Linked DNA regions of Homo sapiens: regions 1 and 2 are each linked to region 3. The links are chromatin loops, found by intact Hi-C in ENCODE. Cell type or tissue: ovary. All regions are shown on one strand. Each heading gives the region's core, and the rest is flanking DNA. Links, peaks and the distances in the headings are about the cores only.

Region 1 (10,314 bases), core at 4,454-6,953, 250 kb after region 3:
TTATTTGTGATTTTAGAATTAGGCAACACCTCATTCTATAAAAATAGAGTGGGTGTTCCGATGAGTTGAGTGGAGGAGGTTGGCTTTATAGACAGAGAAAGGCTGAAGAAAGCAGAAACAGAAAATAAATAGCAGATTGGTTGTTTCAAGGTCACTTTCCTTATAAAGGTCACAGCTGAGGGGACTGCCTGTCATGCTGCATTTGGGGATTTGGCTATCTGTCTCATTCTCCTGATTTTTTGGAAGGTCAGAAGACAGCTTAGTTTTGACTTGTGATGTGGAACTTTATAGCATGAGTGATTCCATTGTGGTTTGGTCTGTTGGGAGTAGTGCAGGAGCTCAGTCTAAACTAATGGTCTCCTTTATTTAACACTTAGAATTTTTTTTAAATCTATTTATTTGTTTATTTATTTTGAAACCAGGTTATGAGACTAGCTAATTTTTCTATTTTTGGTAGAGATGGGGTTTTACCATGTTGCCAAGGCTGGTCTTGAAGTCCTGGGCTCAAGTAATCTGCCCGCCTTGGCCTCCCAAAGTGCTGGGATTATAGGCATAAGCCACCATGCTGGCCTTTTTTTAATTTTAGTTTAGTTTAGTTTAGTTTAGTTTTGAGACAGGATTTCACTTCCATCACTCAGGCTGGAGTGCAGTGGCGTGATCTTAGCTCATTGCAGCCTCGACCTCCTGGAATCAAGGGAACTTCCCACCTCAGCCTCCCAAGTAGCTGGGACTCTAGGCATGAGCCACTACACCTGGCTAATTTTTGTATTTTTACCACTTTAAAAAATATAAATCATCAAGGACATAGGTTAAATATGTTAATCTACTCACCTCCCTCTCACCAGCTTGCAGTTCCCTGTGCTCTGTGCAGGGTGGAGCATGAGAACCCTGCCGGTCCAGGAATGTGCACACCTGCTGGCCTCACTGACAGTAACTGTACAGGGTGTGGAGGAAAAGACAGAGAGTTTCTTTTCTGGTCATGTCCCCATTTTATAGATGGGAACACTGAGGCCTGAACAAGAGAAATGACTTGCTGCCCCTGCAGTCACATTGCAAGTTCAGGATATAACACAGGTCTCCTGTAGAAGCATGGCTGGGCTCAGACTCCAAGGCCACAAGCCCGGGATGGGGACAAGATGAGGGGAGACTTTGCCGTTGGTTGTCAGGGGCCTGAGCGGCACAAGAGGCACTGCCTTCTTCACATGTCTCATGGTTACTTCTTCTGTTATCTCTTCTTTATTGTCCTAATAACTCCCAGAGCATTTCTTTTTTTTTTTTTTTTTTTTTTTGAGACAGAGTCTCGCTCTGTTGCCCAGGCTGCAGTGCAGTGGCGCAATCTTGGCTCACTGCAACCTCTGCCTCCCGGGTTCAAGCGATTCTCCTGCCTCAGCCTCCCAAGTAGCTGGGATTACAGGTGCCCACCACCATGCTCAGGTAATTTTTGTATTTTTAGCAGATATGGGGTTTCACCATGTTTGCCAAGCTGGTTTCGAACTCCTGACCTCAGGTGATCCGCCTGCCTCAGCCTCCCAAAGTGCTGAGATTACAGGTGTGAGCCACTGCACCCAGCCTGCAGAGCATATCTTTAAAATTGACCAAAAAGGTGTCTCTTTGGCAAATATGCTTAGGAGTGAGTGCCCGTGACAGCAGCTTTAACGCACCTTGCCAGGTGGTGCCCCCCCCCGGATAAGGGCCTGGGGGGACTACGTCCCTGGGCCAACCCGCCTGTCTCTGGCCGCTGCTTCCTCCCTCCTCCCTTCCCAGCCTCACTGCCTGTTTTTGTTTGTTTTGCTTTTTTCTTTCAGATCTTCCTGAGCTACACGAAGGCTGGCTCCAGCTTCGTGTTTGGGGAGGCGCTGGTCAAGGATGTCTTTGCCTTTCAGGTCAGCTTGACTCAGGGTCCCAGAGGCCTTTAGCAGCCACCGCCCAGCGACTCCAGCTAGAGGGGAGTCTGGGCATGGTGGGGGCCCAGGTGGAGGGGAGGAGTCCTGTGGGCAGAGGTCGCCGTACTGGGAAGTTAGTGAACCTTAAGCCTGGGGCCCGGGAGGAGCCCAGCAATGTTCACCTCATGAGATGTTTTTGCTATATTTTGTAAAATTTGCAAAAGTAAGATATTTCTGTATGTTTTTTTTTTTAGAGATGAACCTCCAAATTATAGAATTACTGAGTAGCTGAGGACAAGAAGTGGGGGTAGGGGTCATGGGGACAGCTCCTGCTGAGACCTTAGTCCCTGATGTGCTGCAGAGACTCTGGGCCCAGAAAGAGCAGTTTCCAGGAAGGCTTAGGCTCAAATGATCCTCTCAGGCGCTCCTCCTTCAGGGCCCCTCACAGGCCACCTCTGCCAGGAAGCCAGCCCTTACTAGTCCCGCTGCAATAGCTCCCTCCTTTGTGACCTCCTCAACCTACGATCCCACTTTCCCTCCCTCCCAGCCTCCATCCATCCTTCCTTTCTTTCTTCCAACAAAAATCTATTGTACATTTACTGCACTGCAAAATATTATAGGGGAAATGGAGATAAAGGCACTGTTCTGTTTCAAAGACCTTATTGTCTAATGGTGGAGCCCCAACCCTAATTTAAAAACAGGTCAGCCTGTGCGGAGGATGAGGATGCTACTGGTGGGACTGCTTCACTGTTCTGGGTGGAGCTGTGGTTGTATTCTTTTTTCCCTAGTTCATTGTTTAAGCACCGAAATGGCTTGTTTAGTAAGAACTCTAGTGTAGCCCTCCTCTGCCTGTCTTACACTCCAACTGTCTAAGACCAGCTTGCTCTAGGCTTAAGCTCCCTTGCCAGGCAGAAGAGAGAGACCTGGGCCCCACTCACCCAGTAGTTGGCCCCAGTTTTCTGCCACTGATGCGTGGCACTGAGAGGGAAATCAGGGCTGCCCACTCTGGTACATCCGGGACCGCCATCACCATGGAGCTGCTATGCAAGACCCCATGTGCAGGTTCCAGAGGTTTCTTCTGTTTTTCATTATGCTGGCCACTGTTCCCAGAGTCTCCCCACCCTGCTGGGGGTCTTGGACCCAGGAGACTTTTGGCCCAAGCCATGGACTTAGCTATGGACTTCTGGGCTGGCGTTGAGCCAGATCATGAGTTCAGACCCTCCTGCCTACCCCTGACCCTGACCCTGACCTCTGGTGAGCTCCCCTTGGAGCCTTAGCATCTCTTGTGCCAGCAGACTCCTAGGGAATGTCCAGTCTAACATCGTCAGCCCTAGGAGGAAAGGGAGGGGCCCAGGTTCCTATCTTCTCTGAAGTCTTCTTGCCCCCTGGGCAAATTTGCCCATCATGTTTTCTGAGACCAGTTCTGCATAGGGAGAATATTGGGAGGGGGAGCCTATGTCAGCCCCGCAAAGGCCCCTAATACCATATTCCTTTAGGGTAACGAGCAGCTGCTCCCTTACCTTTGCATAACCAATGCGGGGGTACCCGAAGTTTCAGAAAAGACAAGTAAGGTCTGCTTCAGGGTGACCTCTGGCGTCCACCCAGGCAGGGAGGCTCCCGCAGCTTCTTACACTTTAAAACACACACACTCAGCTGGGCGCGGTGGCTCATGCCTGTAATCCTAGCACTTTGGGAGGCTGAGGCAGGCGGATCACTTGAGGTTGGGAGTTTGAGACCAGCCTGACCAACATGGAGAAACCCCATCTCTACTAAAAATACAAAATTAGCCAAGTGTGGTGGTGCATGCCTGTAATCCCAGCTACTTGGGAGGCTGAGGCAGGAGAATCGCTTGAACCCAGGAGGCAGAGGTTGCAGTGAGCTGAGATCATGCCATTGCACTCCAGCCTGGGCAACAAGAGCGAAACTGCATCTCAACAAAACAAAACAAAACAAAACAAAAACACACACACCCGACACTCTGCAGTTCAACCTCCCCAGGCAGCTGCGTTCAAGTGCAGTAACGGAGGGGCCTGAGGAGTGCGTATAAGGAGAGATTCTTCTAATAAGAGACCGTGAGGGAGACTCCTTGAGGAGGCAGCATTTGACATGGAGTTTAGGACAGAAGAGATTTGGACAGACTGAGCTAGGCAGGAAGAGGAAATGGCATGGGCAAAGCATGGAGGTGAGAATGTGCTGGCGTGTCCACAGTGCAGGGCAGAGTTCAGTGGATAGGCAGGTAAGCTGTTTCCCAAAGGGAAATTAAAGCCTCGTTAGCCAAAAAGCAGGGGAAGAGGTGCCCGGCGGGCCACGCAGCTGCTGTCCGCCAGAGCGCCTTCCCCCGCCCACCACTGGCCCGCGTCTCTCCTGCGTCATTGCTGGGCTTGCCTCTGTGTCTGCCCCCTGGCCACATTAGCTATGTCTCCTCCCAGCCTGCCTCCCTCTCTGGAAGGATGTGTACACACCTGCTGCTTGCATCTCTCCCTGAATCACCCTTTAGAATCATGGATTCCTTGACCATTGGTACCAGGAGGGAGCTCAGTGGTGTTGCGGCCTCCCTTTTGTATTACTGATGGTCCAGCCAAGCTCCAGACAGGAGCAGTGTGTTGGCCGCAATGGCACAGTGAGTTGGCGCAGAGCCAGAGCTAGAACCCCTCCACTGGACTTCTGGTTAAGGGATGTATTCTTCCTCATACTATCAGCAGAAATCAACGGCCTCATGTCTCTCCTCCAAATACAAAAAGCACTCTGAATAACAAAAATGATCATTTAAAAATGTATCCATTAGGCTGGGCGTGGTGGCTCACGCCTGTAATCCCAGTACTTTGGGAGGCTGAAGTGGTTCGATCGCTTGAGTTCAGGAGTTCGAGACCAGCCTGGCCAATATGAAACCCCATCTCTACTAAAAATACAAAAATTAGCCAGGCATGGTGGCGGGCGCTTGTAATTCCAGCTACCCAGGAGGCTGAGGCAGGAGAATGACTTGAACCTGGGAGACGGAGGTTGCAGTGAGCGGAGACTGCACCACTGCACTCCAGGCCAGGCAACAGAGTGAGACTCCATCTCAAAAAAAAAAAAAAAAAAAGAAGAAGAAGAAGAAAATAAAAATGTATCAGTGGTGGCAAAAAACTTTGAAGTTGAATGTTCGGTTAAGACAAAAATGATAGTGAGGTGGGTTTATCATTAACCAGCCTCAGCATTTCCCAGCGAAACACCAGCAGTTTCCTGGCCCCTGGTAGGCCCTGTCCTCTGGACAAATTCCTGGACCGTGTATTGGCTGATGCACCATCCATAGCAATGCCAGGAAAGAGGAAGGAGGACTAGGATAAATGCTCTGTGGCCACAGAATTCTCTTTCTCACTAATCACAACATTTTATTCAGCCTCCCCCTCTCCCCTATATCACACACATATTATTGGGATTTGCCCTCAAGGTAGGGGTGGTTTTGTTGAATGCTGAGCTGAACAGAAGACTCAGGAAGTTCTCTCTATTCTTTCTATGAATCATACAGACCTAGTCCAAGGCCTTTGGCCAGTTTCAGTCTGGGGAAGTCTTCTCTGAGCTCACTCAGATTTTCAGAATCCAAGCTGCTTCCTGCTGGGCCATGGTCCAGCTGCTCTCTTCTGGGGGGAAGTAAAGTCTCTCCCTAGGGCTTCTTCAGCCCTCAGCTTGCCCTGGACCTGGAGTCCAGCACAGTGGACGTGGCAGTCACCCCTTGGCTGTATCAGCTGGATTAGTCATTCCACCTTGGCTCTGTCTCCCTTCTAGTAACTTTCCACCCGCATGATCATACTCCCCTGGGTCTGGCTGACCCGGGAGCAGACTCTCATTCTTTCACTATTGTTCTAGCCTCTGGAACAAGCACCCACTGCTAAGCTTAGCAGTGCTGCTCAGATTTTCTCTGGAGGAACCCCTAGGGTCAAGGAAAATGTCTTCATCTCCTGAGAGTTTCGGGATGTCTGATATAGACTCTGCAGTCCCCAGTGGTCAACAGTGCCAAATTTTGCGCGCGCGCACACACACACACACACACACACACACACACACACACACACAGATCAAATAAGGACCAAAAGGTATCATTGGATTTGGTAGTTAAGGGGTAACTGGTAACCTTAGTGAGCATGGTTTTCGGTGAAGGGAATGGGAAGTAAATGAAGCCTGGGGTGGGATGGCTGAAAGAAGGGAGATGGGACAGCCGAGGCAGGAGGCATCTTGTTGAAAACCCAGGATCCAGGCAGAAATGGGAATGAGGGGCAAAATGCTGAGGCCATTCTGGGCAAAGGGATGGCACAAACAGGAAATCAGGAGGCGTAGCTAGGTTACAGCCAGAAATGCAGCTACTCTGGACTTGGAGATGAGTCCCTTCCACTTTCTGGCGGTGGTACTGGTACAGTGTGCACCACAGCTGCTGCCCCGAGCATCTTCCAGCTTTGGGTTTTAGTGGCTCACTGTGGCCTGGGGCTGGTGACAGGGCACTGTCGACAGTGCTCAAGCCTTGGGGTCTGGAGACATGAGGGTTTGCCCAGACAGCCTTAGAAAGTCAGCAGGAGCCCTGGCTCAGCTTCCTCCAGGGAGAGGAGGGGGCAGGCCATGTCCTTAGTGGGGTTTATCTGGCCTTCAAAGCCTGTTTCTTGGCCCAGGTGATGAAGTTTGCTCAGAGCGTCTAATCTAGTCTCCAGGGCTGTGGTTGTCAGAGTGTGGTGTCCAGGTCAGCTGCACCAGCAGCATCTGGAAAGGCCAAACATCAGGCCCCACTGTAGACCTATTAAATCCAAAATATTTTTAGCAAATTCTCAAAGGATGCTGCTGGTCCACGTGCTGAGAACCACTGGCCTAGAAGAGCTAGAATTTCCTTCTTCCTTGAGTTATGGTACTAGCAGGACCAGCCTCCAAAGCCATTTCTACAAGGCAGTGGTCAGGACTTACTTGGCTCTTCCTTGAAGGGGACTGCCTTAGTCCATCCAGGAGGCCATAAACTGGGTGGTTACAAGCAACAGAAATTTATTTCTCACACTTCTAGAGGCTGGAAGTCTGAGATCAGTGTCCCTGCAAGGTTGAATTCTGTTGAGGCCCACTTTGCTCTCTGCCTACTTGGTCGTCTGTGTCCTCACATGGTAAAAGAGGTGAGGGAGCTCTCTGGAGCCTCTTTTATTTTTTATTTTTATTTTTTTGAGACAGGATCTCACTCTGTTGCCCAGGCTGGAGTGCAGTAGTGTGATCACTGCTCACTGCAGCCTCCATCTCCTTGGCTCAAGTGATCCTCCTGCCTCAGCCTCCAGAATAGCTGGGACTGCAGGCACATGCCACCATGCCCAGCTAATTTTTTTGAATTTTGGTAGATACAGGGTCTCACTATATTGCCGAGGCTGGTCTTGAACTCCTGAACTCAAGGGATCCTCTGGCCTCAGCCTCCCAAAATGCTGGGATTACAGGCGTGAGCCACTGTGCCTCTTTTACAACGGCACTAATCCCATTCATGAGGGCTCCACCCTCATAACCTAATCACCCCCAAAGGCTCCACCTCCTAATACCATCACCTAGGGAATTTGGTTTCAATATATGAATTTAGGGGGACACAGACATTCAGTTTCCAGCAGGGATGCATGCTGCCCCTGAAGGCAGAGAAACAAGCCTCCAGGACTGTTCCCAGGGCAAACCTCCCAAGGGGCATGGCAGGACCTTGGCAATCTGCATGGTGGCTGGGAAATGCATCTGCCTCTTTGCAGGTGTGTGACCTCGGGTGGGTAGCCAAGATCTCACAGCCTCCGTGTGCCCATTTGTGAAGTGGCGACAGTTACATCCACCACAGATGCTATGAGGATTCATGAGTCCCCACATATTAGGGACCTGGCCCAGGACAAGCCCTCGTGGTTGGCACACAGTGGAATTTAATGGCACTTGCCTCCCCTTTCCACAGCAGCACTGCCTCGAGCTGCTGCCCTGTTCTGCCACCTCACATCCTGCAGGCCCCAGAGGTGTTTCCTGGGCTGTAAGATGATATTGGCCACAGGGACCTTATTTAATATTCTATCCTACCTTAGAAAATTGGGGCCACCTCTTTTCTCTTTCATTCCCCTCCCCTCCCTAGACAGGCCCCACTTAATCCAAAACATAGCTTCTCTTCTACCATTCTCCGTCTCACAGATAGAAAATCTTTTGATTGCTGGCAGGAGAAAGTCCCAATGCTGCAGTGGGGTCCTGATGCCCCGGGCACTCTCCTTCCTGGCGTGGGCCCATCCCTGCAGGCCTGCTAGCTGCCCTGCAGTCCCTCTCAGGATCCACTGGACAAGCAGTCTAGACAGTACGTGACTCTCTCTGCATCTCAGTCCCAGGAGTGTGGGATGATGTCATCCTACCCGTGCTGGAGGTGTTTCTAGCCCCAGGCGGGAGGAGGAGTCACGGGGCACAGTTCTGGTGTTCTCTGTCGGGTGACTTCCCCACCACAGGGAAGTTGGTGACAGATGACAGCAGAGCAAGTCCAGATACAACCTGCAGCATTGGTCTGGGAAGGGACAGGAGAAAGAAAAGGCCTCAGCAGGGCTTGCCTCCCAGCTGCCCGGGCAGAATCTCCATTCTCTTCAGGGTCCATTCTGTAATCCCAGTTCACTTTGAACTAGAGCCTAAATTTGGTTGCTCAAGACTCTCCCTCCTTAAAAAATAAAAGCAGCCCTTGCCGGGCCCTCACCAGTCTCCGGCAGTGAGCACAGTGCTGCTTCTTGCAAGGGCTGTCCATTCTTGTGGTCTCCCCTTCTTCATGTCTCACTTCCACCTTGGCTCACTGACATCAGCCTCAGTCCCCACGCTTCCTCTGACACTGCTCTCACCTAGATCATGGGTGCCTCCAAGTTGCTAAGTCCCAGGGGTCTGGCTCAGTCCTTACCGTTCCAGAGTTCTCTGATGCCCCTGACACAGTGCTAGTGACTATCCCTTCTTGAAAAGCTGCCCCTCGGTTTCCATCCTGCCTCTCTTCTGGCCGTCCTCCAGCCCTTGGCTATTTCTTTGTCTCCTTCACAGGCTCCTCCTTCCCCTCTCACCCTTTAATGACACACTGACCACAGGGCCCTGTCCTTAGCTCCTGTTCTTCTCACTCAGGGCTATTTCTGCAGTGAATTGCATCCACCAGCCACCTCAACCTGTTGTTGTTGTTGTTGTTGTTGTTCTTCTTCTTATTATTATTATTATTTTAGACAGGGTCTCACTCTGTCACCCCAGGCTGGAGTGCAGTCGGATGATCTCGGCTCACTGCAACCTCTGCCTCCCGGGTTCAAGCGATTCTCATGCCTCAGCCTTCCGAGTAGCTGGGATTACAGGCACCCGCCACTACCCCTGGCTTATTTTTTTCTATTTTTAGTAGAGATGGGGTTTCACCATGTTGGCCAGGCTGGTCTCGAACTCCTGACCTCAAATGATCCACCTGCCTCGGCCTCCCAAAGTGCTGGGATTACTTTTTTTTTTTTTTTTTCAAACATGGGGTCTTACTCTGTTGTCTGGGCTGTAGTGCAGTGGCATGATCATGACTTACTGCAGCCTCGAACTCCTGGAATCCAGTAATCCTCCCACTTCAGCCTCCAGAGCAGTTGGAACCACATGTGTGTGCCACCATACATAGCTGTTAAAAAAAAATTTGTTTATGTAGAGATGGGGGCCTTGCTTTGTTTCCTAGGCTGGTCTCAAACTCCTGAGCTCAAGCAATCCTCCTGCCTCGGCCTCCCAAAGTGCTGGGATTACAGGCATGAACCACCATGCTGGGCCAACCTGTACTTCTTATGAAAGAGCCCCAAGCCAAAGCCTGGCCCAGATGTCCCTAACCCTTTTATCCAGCTGCCCACTTGGTATTCCACAGGCATCTCAAATTCAAAGTTCAAAGCCAAACTGATCTTCCCACAAACCTCTCCTGCCTATGCTCCTTCCCTTGAGAAATGTCCACCTATTATTGAAAATTCTAGGAACAACTGGGCACAGTGGCTCACGCCTGTAATCTCAGCACTTTGGGAGAATGGGGTGGGCAGATCACTTGAGGTCAGGAGCTCGAGACCAGCCTGGCCAACATGGTGAAACCTTGTCTCTACTAAAAATACAAAAATTAGCTGGGTGTGGCAGCAAGCGCCTGTAATCCCAGCTACTTGGGAGGCTGAGGCAGGAGAATCACTTGAACCCAGGAGGCGGAGGCTGTAGTGAGCCGAGATCGTACCACTGTACTCCAGCCTGGGCAACAGAGTGAGATTCTGTCTCAAAAAAAAAAAAATAAATAAAAAAGGTAGGAACAGATGAGAAATTCAGAAATAAAGAAAAAAGAAAACAACATTTCCATAGCCCCAGCACATAGAAACAAATCCTTTGGCTATTTGGGAGTGCTTCTTTCTATAATTTTAATATTCCAATTTTCCCATTTAACATTGTAGCATAAGACTGCTCCCATGCTATTACCAGT
Region 2 (10,314 bases), core at 4,327-6,826, 170 kb after region 3:
GCTGCCTGGCTGAGCAGTTGTATGATAGATAAATGTTAATTGTACACCTCATGAGCACAAAGCTTGTGCCAGCCTGAGAGCTAGAGGCAGGATAGAAGTGGCTGGCTTAAGTCCCTTTGGACCTAAATGGGAATGTTCTTAAAAGGAGTCTCTTTCATCAAGTATCTGGAGGGGGCAGGACAGCAGGAGTGGGAGAAAGCTTTGGACTTTGGGCTGTGTTTTGCCCCTGCAGAGTTTTTTACTGCTCCTGCTGGCTAGCCACAGACCCCTAGAGGTTCTGAGAGACAAGGACAGCCAGATTTATCAGGCATCTGGAAAAGCCTTTGGCCAAAGTGGGGAGAATGTGACTGGGGCTGCAGTGGGGAGTGGAGGAGGCGAGGCAGTTCCTGCTTCTCTAGTAAGGCCTGACCTGTGTTGGAGGGAGCCACCGTACTGTCTGCTGTCCCTCAGAACAGCCTCACTGCCTGTGGGGGTGGGGAGAGCTCCCTAGAGATAGGGAGAAAGACAGTCCCTCGAGAATTTTGCCAGCTATGTTGGCTCCAGCCCAGCTGAGCCCTGACTATGCCAGAGTCCTGACTGAGAGGCAAGTTCTGTCCCCACTCACTCTTGGCTCCAACATCTTCTGGGTCTACCTTCACAAAGATGTGTCATGGAGCTCTCCAGGCATCATTCTCATGGACCCTTGTGAGGAGGGGCTACCCCTGGGAACTGATGGACAGCTGAGCTGATGGACACCAGAGGCCTTGGTGGATGGCCCAGAACCTATCTCCCTATGCACCTCTCTCTGTCCCACAGCTCTGAAAGGGTTTCCAGTCCATGTCGGTGCAAGAATATTTCCAATGCCCACTGGGGTCAGAGGTCTCACATGCAGATAGTCCCACCAAACTGTAGGCCCAGCCCCCAGGTCACCCGGCATCTAGGACCTCACCCCCATAGAACAGTGAGATGTGGGTAGGCTAGAGAAGTTAAGGGGCCAAAATTGAGTAGAAGCAGTTTTGATTTTTTTTTTGAAGCAGTTATGATTAATTAGCTTTTATGGGACACTCAGAAGTTCCAGAAACCCCTGCCCCCTGGATTCTTGGAGGCCCTGGTCCAGGTGGGCTCAGAGAAGTCACAGAACCTATGATGTTACTACAGACAGCTTTGAAACAAGCTCTGCTGTTCAGCATGGGTCAGCCAGGCTGTCTAGGGCTTTTAGGGAACCTGAGGTATCAGGCCAGGACTGTCCAAAGGCCTTTTATGTCCCAGACTAGATGAAAGCCAGGAGGGATGGAGGCCCCCAGCTTTCGTGGTCAGTTCTAGTTTTCCGTAGCCTACTTCACTCTTTTATGTATTTATTATTTTAGTGTGTTTTTTTTTTGAGATGGAGTCTTGCTCTGACACCCAGGCTGGAGTGCAGTGGCGTGATCTCTGTTCACTGCAACCTCCGCCTCCCAGGTTCAAGTGATCTTCCTGCCTCAACCTCCCGAGTAGTCTGAGATTACAGACGCCTGCCACCGCACCCGGCTAATTTTTGTATTTTTAGCAGAGACGGGATTTCATCCTGTTGGCCAGGCTGGTCTTGAACTCCTGACCTCAGGTGAACTGCCTGCCTCGGCCTCCCAAAGTGCTGGGATTACAGGCATGAGCCACCATGCCCGGTTTAGATTTTAATTATTTATTTTTTATAAAGATGGGGTCTTGCTATATCACCGAGGTTGATCTTGAACTCCTGGGCTCCAGCGATCCTCTTACCTCAGCCCCACAAAGTGTTGGGATTATAGGCATGAGCCACTGTGCTCAGTCCTAACTTCACTCCTTTATGAGGAGACCTTTCCTTTCTGGGCCCTGAATTCCAACCCACCTCCAACCCTTTTTTTTTCTTCTATTCTGCTTATGTATGAATTCCCATTTTGTGAGATGAAGGTGGCACGAAGAACTCTTTAAAGCTTTTCTGCCCCAATGTTTGATGCCTCTCATTCAGCTCCCCCTCAGAGGCAGTAAATGGGGAGCTCCCCTGCCTGGGTGACAGCCCTGAGCCTAGCTGTGGCCCAGCCAGCAGGGCACAGGCAGGTCTCCCACCTTCTGAAGACCAGGTGCCTCCATTAGTTCAGGGTTTCTCCTGACCTGACTAACAATGTAAGGGCGAGGCCTAGAGAGGGCAGGGCGGTTGGTCCAGGAGCAGCAGAGCTGGGGGAGGGGTCCTCTGTCCCAGCTCACTTCTTGACCAACATGCAGGTGGAACTTGTCATTTTCCTCTCTGAATTAGAAAGCTAACTCTCCCCCTCTCCTTCCCAGGGAAGAAGTCCAGACCCAAAGAAGAAGAAATCTCCCAATCCTGAAAGAGAGGGACAAATGAAATTTATGGTCAGGAAAGGATGGAGTTGGCCAGTGCCTTGGAACCATGGGAGGTTCTGCCCACGCGGCCTCCAGAGGATTTTTAAAGCTCTGAGCAGAGGCAGCTGCACTCTAGCACGCTCCTTTCCATCTTTTCTGGAGCAGCAGCTCCCTCTCGGGGGCAGCACCCTTCCTGCTTGAAAAATGCCTTTCTCTCCCCTGACCTCTCTCCCTCCCCCAGGTCCCCCACTGTACTTTCCTCCTCTTTCTTTTTCTTCCTCTCTCTCTCTCTCCCTTCTATAGAACAGCAGTTAAATACCCATCGTCTGTGCAGCACTGCACTAGGAGCCACAGAAGCTACAAGAACTAGGTTTGAAGGCTGGATGGGCAGGATTTAGTTGAGCAGTAGGAGGGAGGAAGGACTTTCCAAACAGGGAGGACAAAAGGGAAGGCTCAGGGGTCAGGAAGGACTGTTCATGCTGATAAGGGACAGGCCTGGCTGTGGTGGCGCCGGAGCATTGGGAAGTAGAGGGAATCTGGTTGCAGCGGGAGTGTGAGTAGATCAGGGAGGGCCCTACCAACCCAGTTAAGGAGTGGAGACTCAGCGTCCTCTACACTGGGGGACTGCAGCATTTTGTTAGAGAAGTGGGTTATATGAGGGGTTAAGGAGAGGGGGCTGAGGTGGTCATCAAATGTGGAGCCATGAGGGTCTAGACTGTAGTGCAACAACAAGAGCAGAGAGGAAGGGAGAAACAAGGGCCAAGAATTGTGCGGACTGGATTTGGGGTTGGAGAAGAAGTAGTCCAAGATGGCAGGTTTTGAGCTTAGGAGTTTGGGAGAATGCTGGAGGTATCTACCAACCCAGGAGCCCGGGGTTAGGGGTGAAGCCAGGTTTTAGGGAAAAGGATGGGTTTGGTGTTGTGGTTATAAAGAGATGGGATCCTCATAGAGCTTTCTTATGGTTAGAGACATAGACCGTGAGCACCATTGAACAGGCTGGGCTGCTGGGAAGGAAGGGAGAGCTCTTCTCATGATAGGGACAGCCGAAGGGAGTGTGGATGGGGTGACCTCTGACATCTCTCAAGGAGCTGGGATCCAGGTCCCCACTGGAGATTTTTGTATCAGGAAAGGAGGAGGGAGAGGGAACAGTTGGCTCATAGTAAGTGGGCTAGACTCCACTAAGGGGCGGTCCTGTGTGGGTCCTCATCCTAGTGCCCTACACAGTGGCCTTTCCTAGCTGCCCCAGGCAAGAGAGATGATTGGGGCCTCAGGCAGAATGGGCCTTGTGTGGACCATGGAGCTGGGTGCCTCCCAGCTCCTGCTGAATTAACTGCCTTGTTTTTCTCTTTTTCACTCTCCCAGCTGGTTTGCCTTGTGTGGCCTCTTTAACCATACTTTAACATATTAATGATGGGTGTTCTCCAAGCCACCTGTCTCTCCTAGCCTCTCAGGGGATTTCCAGGAATGGGGCTCTTTTCTCCCAAAGGCCAAGAATTGAAGCAGGAGCTTGCCCCCAGGCTGGTGTGCTGTGGGGTGGGGAAACATGCCAGGCAGCTGTAAGCCTCCCTCTTGGGGGCAGTGACCCAAATGCCTGGGACACACCTTTCTCAAAGCACAGCCCCAAAGGGCCTCCTTCCTGCCTAACCATTTTCCTGGACTCTGCTGCATTTAATGAGCTCTTGGTTTCAGATACATTGGTGTCCGGTGGTCAGGCCAGTTGCTAAATGGAGCAGGCCAACTAAGACAGCTGGTCCCTTTTAATAGAAAGGCTTCTGGGCCCCAGATGGTGGCCGATTAATAGTTTGCGACTGTTGATTTCGCCTACTTCCTTCTTGCTTTTTTGGCCTAATGATTCCATTTGCTGTTTTTGCTTAGCTTATCAAGCAACCGGTTGTCTCACCCCAGCTCTGGAAGGTAAATGCATATTGCACTACATTTCTCTGACTGCTTTTTCCTTGGGTCTGGGCATTGAGGGGCCACTGAGTGTCTGCTCGTGCACTAACCAGGCTGCATGGGGTGAGGGGAGAGCTGGAGGGTGGGTGGGGAGAGTGCAAGAAGGTACTCAGGTGAACATGGCTCTCACAGGGGGCCAGAGTTGATGCTTGCATGGGCCATTTGAGATGGGCACAGGATCTCAGGAATAGAAATATGGGCAGGGGTCTCTGAGATGCCTGCAATGACATCTCTGTGTCCCTAGGAGACACCATGGGAACAGAACAGAGAGCCATGAGTCATGTCACATGACCCACCTCTTCCCCATCCTAGGTTTTTTATTTCTTAGGGACAGGGTCTTGCTCTGTCATGTTGCCCAGGCTGGAGTGCAATGGCTCCCTGTAGCCTTGAACTCCTGGCCTCAAGGGATCCTCCTGCCTCAGCCTTCTGAGTAGCGGGGACTACAGGCATGCACCATGATGCCTGGCTAATTTTTAAAAATTTTCTTGTAGAGACAGAGTCTCACTGTGTTCCCTGGTCTTGAACTCCTGGCTCCAAGGGATCCTCCTGCCTTGGCTTCCTAAAGTGCTGGGATTACAGGCGTAAGCCACTGTGCCTGGCCCCAATTCTAGGTTTTCATGTTTTTTGTAACCACATACCTAGGTGTGATACCTTATTGTCTATCTTCTTCTAACCATGGTAACTGCCTTTTAAAATTTTTTTCTGCAGTCATTTAAGTTCTCCTTTTACCTCCTCTTTCTCTGAATTTTCCTTTCCTTTGGTTCCTCCCCATCCCTGAAGACTGTGAACTCTGTGAGATCAGAGAATACCACGTTAATGTATTCCTGCATAGCTTATTCTCTGAATCTGCTGCAGAGTCAGGGCAAGGTCTGGGCAGGCTCATGGTCCAGGTTTGCTGGGTGAATGACTGTCTTCTTGCCTCCTGAACTGAGGACAGCTCTTTACCCTTGGCTGAACTGACTGTTACAATCAAAATGGGAACATTTCCTGGCTACTTCCCACCACTTGGGCCTCATCCCAGACTCTGATAGTTTTGGGGAGAGCTAGCTACAGTTTCTTCACACAGAAAAAGATTTCAGAATAGCTAACTGGTTTCTAAATAGCTAATGTTTACAGACATGATTAGCAACTACTATGTCCATGGTCCTTGATGGGGATGAACACTGAGGAGACTTTGTTCTGTGTGGCTCATGGGTGGAACTGAGGATATCACAACTAATTCCAAGTGGAGTGTGGTAAGCGTTGACAGGAGACGACCTGGGCAAACCAAACCTTACCTAAGGGCGAGGTTAGGTTCCACTGAACATCATGAAAACCAATGATTCTGGTGTTCTTTAGAGACATATGATTAGTCTGTGATATCCTTGTGAAGTCATGGAGTTGGAAGGACTTGTCAGGGTTGGACAAGACCATTTCCAGATGTGTGGACTTCCTGGCTTTCCAGGGTATAGGGTGCAGCACACTCAGAGTCCATCCCACATTCGAATGGTTTGGAGGACGGGGACAGAAAGCTTGTGGCAACGAGAAGCTGTATGACATTCAGCAGAACATGACAGTATATACAGTGACTCTCCCTGTGCCTCCAAATGTACCCCAAACCCACTTCCCTGAAAGAGAAGGCTTTCAGCTAGCCACCCTTTCAGCTGTTACTTATTTTCTAATGTAAACATTTTTTTATAATACAGCTTAGGACCTAATGTGGAAAGTTTGAGAAGATATGTTCTTTTCCATTCAAAAAGAATGGTGAAGTAAAATAACTACTTGTTTTTATTTTATTATTATTTTTTTTTTGAGGCATCTCTCTCTGTCACCAGGCTGGAGTGCAGTGGCGTGATCTCGGCTCACTGCAACCTCTGCCTGCCAGGTTCAAGTGATTCTCCTGCCTCAGCCTCCCGAGTAGCTGGGACTACAGGCGCCTGCCACCACGCCTGGCTAATTTTTGTATTTTTAGTAGAGACGGGGTTTCACCACATTGGCCAGGCTGGTCTCGATCTCTTGACCTCGTGATCCGCCAGCCTCAGCCTCCCAAAGTGCTGGGATTACAGGCGTGACCCACTGCACCTGGCCTGTTTTTCATTATCTAGCATGAGCATTTGTCTCTGCAAATTTTCTTAAAACATAGTTTCCCTGTTGTCTCACTTATCCAGTAGCTGAAATGATTTCCTTAGACTTGTCCAGGCGGCTTCATACCTAGGAGCTTAAGCTGAATATTGGATCCAGGCTCAAGGTCATGGATGAGATAGGATTCAAATTATGCAGGGAGGACATAATTAGGGATGGTTTGAATTAATTGCAGACTCATGGAAGTAGGATTATGTTTAGCCTGGTGGTTTCTGGAAAGTGTTGATTGAGATTTGATATTTCCCCAAATCAGAAATTGCTGTTAGTATGATAGCAGCAAGAAACGTTTTCAGATATTAACACTTCCTGAGTGTTCAGGGAGTTAATAGCCTAGGCCCTGAGGACCCTCTATTTCTGAGTGGCTTAAGAAGAAAAGGAAAAGAAGCTTATTGCACAGATGAGTTGTAGGCAAGGGAAGGTTGTAGGGAGTGTTACAGAACATGTCTAACTGCAGACCCAGCTCAAATGTTCAGGTATGTGAGATTGGGATCCCCTTTATGGGTGATCTTTGTGGGGGAGGGCCCTTGTCAACTCCATGAATGCCCAGGTATCTACATTCCTGTGGTGAAACCACAGCAGGAACCCCATCAGTTCAGAAGTCTTACTTGATTCCAGATATTCTCTGGGGTACAACCCTTCTCCTCAAACTCAAGTCTAGAATAATATTCACAGAAAAGATACATCGAATGTGGAATCCCTCCCCACAAAGTGGAGGGTTCTAGATCCTGTTTGCTTCTGCTTCCACAGACTCTCTTAGCCCCTGGCAGAGAGGCCATGGACAGACAAACATTGCCCTTGGGTGACCATCCCTTCCTCTAAGGCACAGGGAAAGGCACCTTTGAATGATGTGTCTTTCTCACTACAGTTTCTCCTGCTTCTCTTCCCTTTGCCCCCTCACAGTCCTCTCTGCCGCTCACAATGGGATGTGTGCCTGGGGAGGGAGGGCCGGGCACGGCTTGTGCACCACACAACCTGCCTTCAGGTGGCGCTTCACACCTAGGAACGCACTGTGTCTCTGCTGGCCCTTGAAAGGGTTTGGCATGGTAGTTTGCTTCCTGGGCCCAGGAAGGAGAAGACTGTAAGCCTGAGCATTGTTGGTGAGTTTGTACTGGACTCAGTGCTTACTGATGCCCCTGAAATCTGGGAGATGGACTGGAGAAGGGAACTAAAAGTTCTGGCTTTTGCAGGGGTGGATCCGTTTGTGGTTTGGCACTCCTGCTGGTTGGTCCTGGAGCAGCCAACCATGTTTCACTTCAGCATGTGGTATCCAGGGATGGAGCAGGGGAGCCACAGCTGGCTTTCCAAGGCTGCTTCCCAGCCCCATTTCGGCTGGGTCTCTCCTTTCTGATACCCTTATGAATTAGAGTCCCCCCTTGGGTCTAGACCCCTAGCATTGGCCAGCTTATTCTTTGTCCATTGTGGGTCTGCACTCACAAATGTAGGAGCTTTTTTTCTGAGCCCAAGCTCTAGGAGAGGCTCCTGTGCTCTTAGGACCCTTGAATCACTGAGGGTTGGCTGGCCTTCCCCTCTTGGCATGAATGAAGGCTCTGCTATGCTGGGGGCTCCATCTCTGAGGCTTGACCTACTTATCTGTGTGTCTCCCTCATGCACCAGTGTCCCTGGAGATGAAAGGTGCAGGGTGAAGTAAGGCCCCTCAAACAATGATGGGATGGGACACCTGGGCTTGTAGACTGGCATGCTCAGGAGCCTGGCCCATGGTCAGTAGCTTGCCTATTGTAATGGGTCTGGGCCAGGATTCCATTCAACCCCTTGATACCTGGCCCCAGCCTGGCCAAGAGGCACAAGCTGCCTTGAAGAAAGACTTGCCGGGGTGCTGCAGCTCTGGCCACAGGAAGATGGGCAGGCATGGTAAGACGGAAGCTGCCTTGGACAGGCCAGGCTGTGCTGTTTGTTGTGGGGAAGGCCAGCTCTGAATAGCTCTTTGCCTCTCTTAGGAGCACCTTCTGCTCCATCATTGCTCAGCTCACAGAGGAGACCCAGCCGCTATTTGAGACCACGCTCAAGTCCCGGTCTGTGTCCGAGGACAGCGACGTCAGGTTCACCTGCATCGTCACAGGTAAGGATGCTGTCTGTATGCTCCATGCCAGGGCCTCTGCACAGAGCAGGGTCCAAGGAGGCTGTGAGGACAGGAATGGTGGGGTGGCGGGCTGTGTGCACAAAACTACGTGAGGTGACATTTACTTTCTGAGCTTTCTCTCTAGTTTAACATCCCTGTGTGGGCTGGTGCCCCTTGCTTCCCCCATTCTGGAGCCACATATATACCCTACTCTTCTTCAGAACCTGTCCTCAGTGAAGGTTCCTGACCCTCAGGGATACATCCATGACTAATGGCCTTATTTGTTGCAAGAAAAGAAGTACTCCAATGGAAAGAGATCTTTGAGGCCATCTCCCTGAGTATCCCCATGTTATAGTTGAGTAATTTGAAGGTTGGGAGTCTCAAGCCTGAGAGGAGAATTGCATGTGGTGATTCTGACTACAGACCCTGGAGGCAGACTGCCTGGCTTGGAGTCCTGGCTCATCCCCTTTCCAATGATGTTACTGAGCACGTTATATAACCTCTCAGCTGCCTCATCTGTAAAGTGGGGATAATGATAGGATGCACTTCATAGGGTTATTTGAGACTGAATGAGTTAATACATGCAAAGTGTTTGGAGTAGTACCTTATGTACAGTAAGTACCACATAAGAGTTAGAAACTGACTGTTACTTGCATTTCACTGAGCTTCGTGATGGAATTTGAAGCAACCGTTTGGCAGAATAGGAAGCAGAGTGATACTCCTTGGAAGGGGAAGATAATGGGTGGGAGTGCTGGGAGGGTGGTTCCAGACATTGCCTCTCCCCCAGATCACCCAGTAGAGACTCCAACCTGACCAGCCTCAGGGCCCGCAGGACCCACAAATGGGTACCCACCCCTCCCAGCTGTGCAGCTATTAGATCCCAGGCCCAGGCTCCCTCTGGAGAGCCTGTTGTTTCTGTAAGTCAAGGTCATTCGTGGTTTCCAGCTGTGAATTCTGGCGGACTTGATTACCCCAGCCAGTAAACAGCTTCTCACTTGGGCAGTTCTCACCCTTACTCAACCCTCTGAGCTGCAGACTGAGAACACTCTCTGCTCCGAGCGACATAGGTGTGCATCCCATACCTTTGTATGGCGTATGGTGAATTTCGCAAGTTGTCTGTTTCCATTGTCATTGCATTCTTACAAATCCCTATGAAGTAAGTGCTATTTTTAGTCAAATTTTACCAAGGAGGAAGCTGAGAGAGGCTGATGCGTTGCCAAAGTCCGCAGCACTAGTGAGGGAGACACTGCTTTTGCTCTCCGGCATCTGATGCTGCTTCCCGCCTGCATCTCCTGTGTTACTGTGGCACTTACAGTTTCCTAGAAAAACCCGGTTCTTTCACAGCTTCATGCTTTTGCACATCTCATTTTCTCTATTTAGAAAGTCCTTAATCCTTCTTTTTAAAGAAAATTAAATTTTACTTTGTCAAATAAATATATGCACATAATTAAGACTTCAAATTATACTAAAAGGCATATTTCAAAATACAGCAGTTCACCCCTCTCAATTTGTCTTCCCAGAAGCAACTGTTTTCAGCTTTTAGCTGTTTCTTCTGGCATGTATACATTTCCATCATGCTGAGTACTACGTGAAATTCTTCAGTTTTAGATGTTCTCTATTGTCTTCCTGTTATGGTAGATAAGGAATTAGCTCTTTTATACCATCATTTTCTCTGTTTCCCTGAACTTATCTTCTTCATATAATTATGTTGACAGCAGTTGTGGAACTTTGGTTCTTATCTTCTTAGTTTTAAAAACTTGAAACAAAAGACACACAGCAAAGGAGATAGAACAATTTATTGCAAAGGAAAAAGAATACTGTAAAAGTTAGGTGCAGAATAGACAGGA
Region 3 (10,314 bases), core at 993-3,492:
ATAAGAGCTCGCATCTACTAAGGGCTGTCTATGAGCCAGGCACCATGCTGAGCATTTGACATAAATGGTCTCATTTAATGGGAGATGGGCCTTATTATCTTCATTTTATGGGTGAAGAATATTGAGGCTTTAGAGAAGTTAAGGGACATTTCTAAGGTCATACAGCTACTAAGTAGCTAGGTTATGAGCCCAGCACGTTGTAGTCAAAACCCACATTCTACCACATCACACTGCCTTCTGCACACAGCAGCAGGACCAGGGAGGGTGGTGTGCAGTAAGGACAGCACCAGGAGCAGGGAATGAAGGAGTTGCCACTCAGCGGGGCTATACCTTGAGGCTAGCTTGGCTCCAGCTTTGGAGTCTTGAATCCCATAGATCAGTGACTGACAACCAATAATGATTTGGGGCCCTCTCCCCCAGCAGACATCTGGTGATGTCTGGAGGTCTTTTCAGTTGTCACAACTTGATGGGGGGGAAAGATGCTACTGGCATCTAGTATGTAGAGACCAGGGATGCTGCCAAACATCCCATGATGCACACGTCAGCCCTCACAAGAAACAGTGATTCAGCCTAGAACGTCAAATGTACTGAAGTTGCTAAACCCTACCACTGGATACTGAGGCAGATGAGAGAATGGGAAGAGCTCCAGTCCAGGTGAACAAGGTCCAGACTCTGTCTTGGCTGCTGACTTCTCTTTCCCTCTCTGGGCCTCAGGGTCCCATTCCGGCCACAAGCATACACAGGACACAGCAAAGGTGGACTTGACTAATGCAGCAGGGAACAGCATGGGTGGGACAAGACTGTGTAGACTGGGGGAGAAAGGTCCTGCTCCAAAAGGCTGATGATCCCAGTCTGTTACTTTAGACTGGGTGATGAGTCAGGGGAACTTCTTTCCCTACTTCTTGCCCCATGGGGTCTACTGGGAAGGTCAGCTTCCTTTCTTTGGACTGTTCCTCCTTTGAGCTCTGCCTCAAGAGGGAAAAGCCTGGAAACCTGGCTTTCTGGGGTCCACACCCATAATGTCCTAGTCAGACAGTCACACCCTAATACAGTACTGGGTGGTAATTCCTCCCATGCAGGATCCGGGGATGGCCCCAGCTGGGCCCTCCTGACATTGGAGCAGGGGCCCGGCTCACCTGGATTTGGGGTGCGGGGCGGCTGAGGCTCACGCCCAGAGCCTTCTTTAGCAGGAGGATTCCGAGCAGATCATGACTCAGCTGCAGTCGCTGGTCCCTCAGGGAGGTGTGGGGAGCTGTCCCCAATGGGGATGGGCTGGAAGGCTCCAGACTCTTCTTGCCCATGAAGTGACCTGGAAAGGAGGTGTCCAGGCACAAGGAAGTCAAGCAGCCAGGATCCTACCTCAGAGGAAAAGTTCCTCATCTCTCCCACGTTTCCGTTCTTGTAGCGGGAAGACACTTAACCTTCCTCCTCTTGGTGCTTCCACCTCACCAAGGAGCCACAAAGGTGTCTGGGTGGTGGCAAAGCCTGCTCCCTCAGCTTTTCCTGAACAGGTAGAGAGGATGGCACAGCTGGCAGGAAGGTGGGATGGTCCAGGGCCAGGGAGAAACTCTGCTAGTTGTGTGGGCTGCTTGGACAAGGGACGAAAAAGGGCAGGGTAGGAAGTGGAGAGTGAAGAGGCGCCTGGAAAGTGGAGGTGCAGCAAAAACACACCAGCGGTTAGAAGATTCGGTTAAGTCTCGCCTAAGGTAAGGGGCACCGGCTGGCAGTGGGATTTAGGATCTAGCCCAGCCCTGTCTTAAACTGGCTGCGCGACCTTAGCCAAGTCACTGACCTGTCCGGGTCTCAAGTACATATCTATTAAATTAGATGAGCCCCAGGGTTTTCCACCTGCTCCGACACTAGTGTCCGTGGCTGAGGAGCGGCCAGAGGGTTGAGAAGGAAATGGGGTCTGAACTGGATGAGGGGCGCTTGCTTGCTCCGTCCCCAAAGACTTACCGGTGGCCCAGAGGTTGCCTCGCGAGTGCACTCGGATCTTGCTGGCTCGGCTGCGGGGCTCCGGGAGATCCCAGCTGAGCGGGGCGACGCCGGCAGCGAGCAGGGCGAAGAGCAGGAGGCTGCCGAACATCCGAGCGCCCCCCGCCCGCCGGGCCATGGCTGTGCCCGGGCCGCGGCTTCGTTCGGGCGCGCTTCCCGGCCGCTGGGCTCCGGGGCTGCCTTCGATCCTTTTAAATCCGCGCCCCTGGGGGCGGAGCCTGCCCTGAGCAGCGGAGCCGTGCCCCGCGCCCGCCGCCCTCCCCGCCGTCCCCACCCTCCCGCTAGGTTACCAGGCAGGGGCACCCCCTTTGGGCCGCCCAGAGACCTGCACACCCACACTCTGGCCCGCACGCGGGCACCGCTTCCGCCAGGGGCTTCTGGCGGAAGCCCGCCACCTTCAGGCTAAGGACCGGGCACCGGCCAAACAGGGGCCCGGCCCCGGCGGCGGAGCCGCTTCCCCTGGCCCTGCCTTGCCACTCTGCCACGGCTTTCGGCCAAATAGGCACTTCAGCCCTCTGAGCCTCTCTTCATGAGGGTAGAGGTCGGGCGAGGAGCTCTCCTCCCGGGTAACAGGCTTTTTTTTTTTTTTTTTTTTTTTTTTCTGAGACAGGATCTGGCAGTATCGCGCAGGTTGGAGTGCGGTGGCGCGATCACGGCTCACTGCAAACTCAACCTCCAGGGCTGGGCTCAAGCCTCAGCCTCCCCAGAAGCTGGGACCACAGGCACACGCCTTCATGCCTGGCTTTTTTTTTTTTTCTTTCCAAGAGACTGGATGTCGCTAGGTTTCCCAGGCTAACAGAGGCATTTTTACAGTGTCCAGCCAAGTGCTAGGCACCAAAGGACTTCCATAAACTAATCCCCATCACCTCCGCCCTTTGGGGGAATCTGACCCGTGTTCACCTTGCTCTCTGCCCTCTCACAGCCAGCATCACAGTCTGGAAATGTTCTGGCACACAGTAGGTGCTCAGAATGGGAATGCAGAATGATGGAGGGTGGGACAAAGGGCCGCTTCTGAGGAACGGGCATCCAGCTGGAGGGCCTGGCTTATGGGCAGGAAGCAGACCTCTGGGTCAAGAAAGTGGAAAGAGCACTGCACCCAGGACTGCACTGCACCCAGGAGTCCATGTACAAGCTGTGACCCGGCTGAACCTCACTTTCTTCAACTGTAAAATGGTAATAACCACACTGCCCTAATTTTAATACTTTTACATGTTTTAGCATAAGTACTCTGTGGCCGGAAGCAACAATTCTGTAGGACCTGCCCTCTCACACCTGGCACTTTGTTCTCCCCAGGAGCTGTCTGGACTTTCTTGGAAAGAACTTCTGGATAAGTGGTATCATATAATGAGCAGAGGAAAACACTGTGCTCCAGAAGAATACATTTATGTTTGCTTAATTAACTGAAACCCATTGTTCAGAGCACTACACTAGACACAAGAAGAGGGGCGACAGATAATTCCTTGCTCCCAAGGGAGTTAACCATCTCATTGGAGAGACAAGTACACAAAGGAGAGAGTGATGGAGGAGCGGGGGTGCAGACCACCCCTTGGACTCTGGATACCTCTGGAACACGGAACAGAGTGGCCGTACCAGAACCTACTCCCATCTGGCTTGATAATGGGACCTGCTTCTAGGACTCTTGCTTAGTATCTAGCTCAGCAAGGTTGCTAGCTCTGTGGATCCTCATCCTAGAAGGGGAAGCTCACATGAAAAACTGGCTGTCATACCCAGCTGGAGGCCCAGCTTCCAGGAGCATGACACACAGGACAGGGACGTTTCATTTCTGGCCCTGGCTTTCCCCCCAATCTCCTTGCTTCTCACCTCCCACCCTGGCATTTACACCTCTCTGCTTTCTTGTCACAGCTTAGCCATGGTGTACAGATATAGCTCTTATCACCTTCCGGTAATCATTCCTTTGTGACCCCCCTCCCTCTCCTCTGCATCCATCAAACCCCCATCCTATCTTCTCTAGTCCATGGATAATAGAAATTAGCGTGAACACACAGAAGCTGGTATTGATTGAGTGCTGCATCACTTAAATGCTTGAAGGAATCTTATTTGGTAGGTTTCTGTCTCCTCATTTTTATAGGTGGGAACAGGCTAAGAGGTTTAGCCACTTTCCCAGAAGTCCCACTGGAATCAGATTTCAGGTCTGTCTGGACCACTGCATCAGGCCCCCAAATCTATGCAGGGCAGATACAACTCTCCCTAAACCACACCCACTCCCATTGTACCATCTCAAATTTCAACACCAAGTTGTGTTTATGTATCTCAGGAGGGAGAGGGAGTGGGCACTGCATTTCGAGTTTCACCTCTCTTCCACAGGTGACTGGACCTTGAGTTCTGCTAAGGTTATTTATACTTAAGCCAAGCTTCCTCTGACACAGCCTGGGTTCACAGCTGCAGCCACAGCTCTGAGGCTGGCCCCAGGCACCCTTGGAACCATTTGCTCTGTCAGCCTACTATAGAAAAAAAAGGGGGGGGGCCTCTGAGGACCCTGGAGAAAACAGCAGGGGAGCACCTCCACAGACTTAGGAGCACTCACCTTAGGGAAAAAAATGGGAGGCACAGGGGAGAAGGTGGCTTGCTCAAGGGAGTGCTAGGCTCTAAGTTTAGCATGAGGACCTCAAATGCCAACTGCCTGTTCCCTAAGTCCACTCTGGTGGCAAGAGAAGTCCAAAGGCCTCCACTCCATGGGGAAAGGCTAGCATTGAATTGAATGGAGGTACGTGGGGAAGCTCTTCAGAACCCACTCTCGACCCTCCTAGGATTCTACAACATTCAAGGACATGCACAGAAAATGTGAGGCAGGTTCACAAAACAACCCATGGGGTAACTAAAAGGGTGAAAGATACATGGCAAATCCTATCATAGCTAACACCAGGAAAATATTTAAAGTACACCAAGTTTTTTAATAAAAAAATTGCTTCATCAAAAATAGCGATTAAGAATGGATATTACAGCCGGGAGCCAGGGCTCGCACCTATAATCTTAGCACTTTGGGAGGCTGAGATGGGCGGATCACCTGAGGCAGGAGTTCGAGACCAACCTGGCCAACATGGTGAAACCTCATCTCTACTAAAAATACAAAAATTAACCGGGCGTGATGGCAACGCACCTGTAATCCCAGGTACTCAGGAGGCCGAGGAAGGAGAATCACTTGAACCTGGGAGGTCAGGGCGGCAGTGAGCCAAGATCGCACTACTGCACTCCAGCCTGGGCAACAAGTGCAAAACTCCGCCACAAAAAAAAAAAAAAAGAAAGAAAGAAAGAAAGAAAAAGAAAATAAATGACAGGAAACCTAGAGTTGTCACAACAGGATGTGTAAAACAGGGGTGTTCAATCTTTTGGCTTCCCTGGGCCACATTGGAAGAGGAATTGTCTTGGGCCACACATAAAATACACTAACATTAATGATAGCCGATGAGCTTAAAAAAAAAAAAAAGTCACACACAAAATAATCTCTTACTGCTTTAGGAAAGCTTACGAATGTGTGTTGGGCTACATCCAAAGCTACTGGGCCGTGGCCGGACGTGGTGGCTCACGCCTGTAATCTCAGCACTTTGGGAGGCTGAGGCGGATGGATCACGAGGTCAGGAGACCGAGACCATCCTGGCTAACATGGTGAAACCCCGTCTCTACTAAAAATACAAAAAATTAGCCGGGTGTGGTGGCGGGTGCCTGTAGTCCCAGCTACTCGGGAGGCTGAGGCAGGAGAATCTCTTGAACCCAGGAGGCGGAGATTGCAGTGAGCCGAGATCGTGCCATTGCACTCCAACCTGGGCAAAAAGAGAGAAACTCCGTCTCAAAAAAAAAAAAAAAAAAAAAAAAAAAAAAAAAAAAAAAAACCTACTGGGCCGCATGTGGCCCGAGGGCCGCGGGTTGGACAGGCTTGGTGTAAAATCTCTATTTTGGCAAATCTTTGAGCACAATCTCCAACTGTATGGGCTGGGGAGATGAAGAGAAACATCCTGGGATATCTCAGGCCCTACTCTTTACTTTCAGAGTGAAGAAGGGACCAGAGAACCAGGAAAACAGCAGAATCTTTAAGGGAAAATCAGGGATATTGGATACAATTTCTTAAACTCAGAGGGAACGCATAGGGATTACCTATAAAATCAGAACAGTAACCTCAAGAAGGAAATCTTTAGTAAATCAAAATTGCCAAAATACAAAAGTTTTTTTTTTTAATTTTTATTTATTTATTTTTTTTTGAGACAAGGTCTTGCTCTGTTGCCCAGGCTGGAGTGCAATGGCATGATTTCAGCTCACTGCAACCTCTACCTCTCAGGCTCAAGCAATTCTCCTGTCTCAGCTTCCACTGCGCCCGGCTAACAAAATGTTTTCTTAAAGGCAATATTTGAAAAAAAGAAAATACCTACACCTAATGAGAACGTGATCATGACTCCAATGGTGGCTAAAAAACAAAGGCTGCTGATCAGCTAACTGATGCAGTACTCAGGAAAGCTATGAAAACCTAAGGAAGTGAGAAGCCCCAGGCCCAGCATTCTTAATTATTTGGGAGTAATATTCACATATGTTAGGGGACATTTCTGTAACTGGAATGAATACTCTTTAATCTCCAAAGAGGTTTAAATGCTTGGAAATCTGCCACAGAATCTCACTATTTCTAAGAGACTAATAATCTGAGCAATTCTGCACAAGAAAAACCTAGAGCCTCTAAAGAAGAATTCCCAAGGGCTTTGCAATTGTGGAATTTATTGCAAATAAAATAATTTCAATAGACTTTACAAAGGTAAAAGGACTGGGTTATGACATCCAGCATTGTGACATGGTAAAAGCAACAGACTTGAAATCTGGCTCTGCCATGCATGGACCAGAAAACTCTGGACAAATCCCTGAACTTCTCCTGGTTTCTCTCTTTTATAAAATGAAGGTCATTTAGAAGGTTCATTAAATAGAGAAGGTAAAAGTTTGTTATAAACTATAAAGCACTTAGAAGAGCCCCTGGCATATTCTAAATACTCACTATTATTAGCTCGACCTGGGAAAAGCAAAGCCTGCTTTAAATATGAAGCCCATCTCAGAGGGGGAAAAAGTTCCCTGGATAACAGCCATGGTGTTGACACAACAGTGCCTGGCTCTGGCAAAAATGCCTATTACATCAAAAATTGATAAACTAAAATGTCAGCCCATCTACCTCAACTCTTGACCAATTCCAAGAAAAAGGATTCTACACAGCATTCTATTTTGGCTTAAATAAGTTGTCAGGCTGAGAGCTTTGATCAAAGCTTGATGCTAGCCAATTTACTTACTTGCCTGACATTAAGTCTAGTATAAATTCTTCTAACTAGACTCCTTGAATTAAATCTGGAATACAGCTTACCAATCTAAGTAGACAGGCCAATTAAAGTAACAGTTTTAGAGAAATGATTCTTAATAAGAGTAGGTTGGGGCCGGGCACAGTGGCTCACGCCTGTAATCCCAGCACTTTGGGAGGCCGAGGTGGGCGGATCACCTGAGGTCAGGAGTTCAAGACCACCCTGGCCAACATGGTGAAACCCCGTCTCTAGTAAAAATAACAAAAATTAGCTGGGCATGGTGGTGAGCATCTGAATCCCAGCTACTTGGGAGGCTGAGACAGGAGAACTGCTTTAACCCAGGAAGCGGAGGTTGCAGTGAGTGGAGATTGCTCCATGGCACTCCAGCCTAGGCAAAGTGCGGAGTCTCACAAACAAACAAAAAAAAAAAAAAAAAAAAGAGTAGGTGGAATTTGGGCACAGTGGCCCATACCTGTAATCCTCACACTTTGGGAGGCCTAGGCGGGTGGATCACCTGAGCTCAGGAGTTTGAGACCAGCGTGGCCAACATGGTGAAACCCTGTCTCTACTAAAAATACCAAAAACCTAGCTGGGTGTGGTGGCAGATGCCTGTATTCCCAGCTACTTGGGAGGCTGAGGCAGGAGAATCACTCGAACCCAGGAGACAGAGGTTACAGTAAGCCAAGATTGCTCCATTGCACTCCAGCCTGGGCGACAAGAGTGAAACTCCGTGTCAAAAAAAAAAAAAAAGAGTAGGTGGAATTTCAGAAATGCCTAAGATTGGTAGAACAAGGATAGAATATACAGTTTGAAAGTCATATTCAATATAATAATAACTGTATATGGGAAAGAAGTTATTATCGTTTCTATAATACAAACTTAAGAGAACGCAAGATCAAATACTCTTGGCTGATGAGGATAAGAGGTTGGATATTATAGACTGGCGCGGTGGAAGGGTGTTTCTCAGAATGAAGAGGAGGTATGAGATTTTTGTTTCCCAAAAGAGGCCATGAGTTTTAAGATTAAGGAACGCTGTTCTACAGGAAAGTTGAAGATTCCTGGTTTAGATGGGTAGATGGTCTTTTGTGAAGTACCTTTTCTGCAAAAGTTGCCGAACTATACCTACACTGGAACATTCGCTGAAATAGCTCTATCATTAGACTAATTAGTACAGGGGTTATTGTAAAAAAAAAAAGTCACGCAGCACAGTTAAGAAATTTCTTGGTTTTCAGATACATTATAAGTTTTTTCTTTTAATTTCATTTTATACCCATTCCATAAAGCACATAAATGACTAGTTCCGAACCTCTTTGCATTAGCAGCTAAGGACTGAGAGCCAAAGCTATGGATCTATTCCAGTAGACAACAGAATCTTTTGATATGTCCTGTAGGTACTAACCTCACCTCTGATTTCTTTCTTTACTTTCTTTTTCTTTTTTTTTTTTGAGATGGACTCTTGCTCTGTCGCCCACACTGGAGTGCAGTGGTGCGATCTTGGCTCACTGCAACTTCCGCCTCCCAGGTTCAAAAGATTCTCCTGCCTCAGCCTCCCAAGTAGCTGGGATTACAAGTGATGGCTACTACGCCTGGCTAATTTTTGTATTTTTAGTAGAAACGGCATTTCACTATGTTGCCCAGGATGGTCTTGAACTCCTGACCTCAAGTGTTCTGCCTGCCTCAACCTCCCAAAGTGCTGGGATTACAGGCGTGAGCCACTGTGCCCGGCCTCCTCACCTCTGATTTCATCCTTTTCTCCTCCCACATTTCTCTCAACCTGAATTCTTCAATTATTTTCTATTTCATCACATAGTACTGGAGGTATCTTTATGAACAAGAGAGTATAAATAAGTTTAAAATATGCAAAGCACTGCAATAGGGACTAGCAGATATCAAAGGATGAATCAGAGACTGACTCTGTCTTAATGCCCTCCAGGAGCCGACCCTCTGGTGGGGGAGAGAGACACACATAAGGCAAACCACTCTGAGGGCAATGTTCGAGAGGAGCACGAACAAAGTACGGGACAGTGCAGAGCAGGAAGCATGACATGGGCTCAGAAGCTCCATCCGGAGTAAGAAACACTCCTCTCTGGAGCTCCCTGAGCATCTCTATCATTGCACTTATTTTTATTTATTTACTTATTTTTTTGTGATTGTGGGAAGAATATAATTATACTTAAGATCCTATGTGGAAAAATCTGTTAATGTCCATTGCCCCTGTTAAGGTACTGACCAGGAGGGACATAGTCTTATCCATCATCTTGGTATCCCCAGGGCCTAGCCCAAAATCTGGCACAGAGCAGATGCTCAATAAATGTCTGCTAAATGAATGAGAAAGCTTTCAGTAGGTAGGGAAGTGACCAGGCACTCCAGGCAGAGTGACCAGCATAAACAAAGACAGAATGTCTGTACCGTAAGACCAACGTCCAGGGTGCAAGAATGTGATGTCTGGTGAGAGTGCAGCTGGAAAAATCCTTAGGACCTAGAATGACACATGGAAGGCAACATCTTCACCATTTTTTGGTAAGCCCTGCGCATTCTAGTTTTGATAATGCTTTTTGGTTACACAGCATTCTTTCTATATCCAGAGAGGTTTTATTTGCTAATTGAATGGCAATAACTATGGTGGCTTCACACCCACCATAGTTGTGTGTGAAGGGTCATATTTGCTATTTTACTTCTGAAAGCCTACCTTGTATTACTTACTGTTCTAGCAAGAGACAGTAGTGGTGAAGATATACCTGGCTACAAAACAACCTGAACAGGCCATCCTGAGTGAAAGAGCTGCTTGATGAAGGTAGACATCCATTTACCTAGCTAGAACCAGCTGGGTCATCTCTGAAGTTTAACAGTGGAAAATGTCATAAGAAGAGGCCCAGCCCTCAGATTCTGAAATCAGCCTCCATGCCACGTTCTGAGAGGTTAGCTAGACTTGGTAAAAGGCTTATGCAAATACTAAGAAATGTACTCAGGATAACAGAGAATTTCTCTATTCCAAGCCCTGGGTCTCTAAGAAGGAAGCCTGTGATTCCTTAAGAAA

The links. Hi-C counts contacts between places; a loop is a spot of excess contacts. Peaks named below come from ENCODE experiments on the same cell type or tissue, not always from the same donor. Only the 100,000 strongest peaks of a DNase experiment are listed, where the experiment ranks them.
Region 1: a loop joins it to region 3, with 2.5 times the contacts of the local background. A loop is called at or near these places in 50 of 110 quality-filtered maps.
Region 2: a loop joins it to region 3, with 3 times the contacts of the local background. A loop is called at or near these places in 32 of 110 quality-filtered maps.

The regions. Positions count from the first base shown.
Region 1 is chr15:84,906,913-84,917,226 of GRCh38, forward strand. SLC28A1 (solute carrier family 28 member 1) reads left to right here. Exons shown (of 19, transcript NM_004213.5): 9 at 1,806-1,883. Among named protein-coding and RNA genes, the nearest start is that of SLC28A1, 27 kb to the left of the region's middle. RefSeq lists an enhancer at 8,406-8,605. In ovary, for the core only: no CTCF peak of the experiment used is centred there; a DNase peak (open chromatin) is centred at 5,549; H3K27ac peaks cover 2,500 bases.
Region 2 is chr15:84,819,139-84,829,452 of GRCh38, forward strand. It overlaps ALPK3 (alpha kinase 3), which reads left to right. Exons shown (of 14, transcript NM_020778.5): 2 at 4,192-4,230; 3 at 8,346-8,467. Among named protein-coding and RNA genes, the nearest start is that of ALPK3, 6.9 kb to the left of the region's middle. RefSeq lists enhancers at 1-505, 506-1,035, 7,823-8,323. In ovary, for the core only: no CTCF peak of the experiment used is centred there; a DNase peak (open chromatin) is centred at 5,269; H3K27ac peaks cover 2,233 bases.
Region 3 is chr15:84,656,040-84,666,353 of GRCh38, forward strand. It overlaps NMB (neuromedin B), which reads right to left and starts at 2,160. Exons shown (of 3, transcript NM_021077.4): 1 at 1,957-2,160; 2 at 1,137-1,309. The coding sequence starts at 2,113. RefSeq lists a silencer at 2,116-2,275. In ovary, for the core only: a CTCF peak has its summit at 2,390 (motif pointing left); a DNase peak (open chromatin) is centred at 2,332; H3K4me3 peaks cover 1,048 bases; H3K27ac peaks cover 1,712 bases.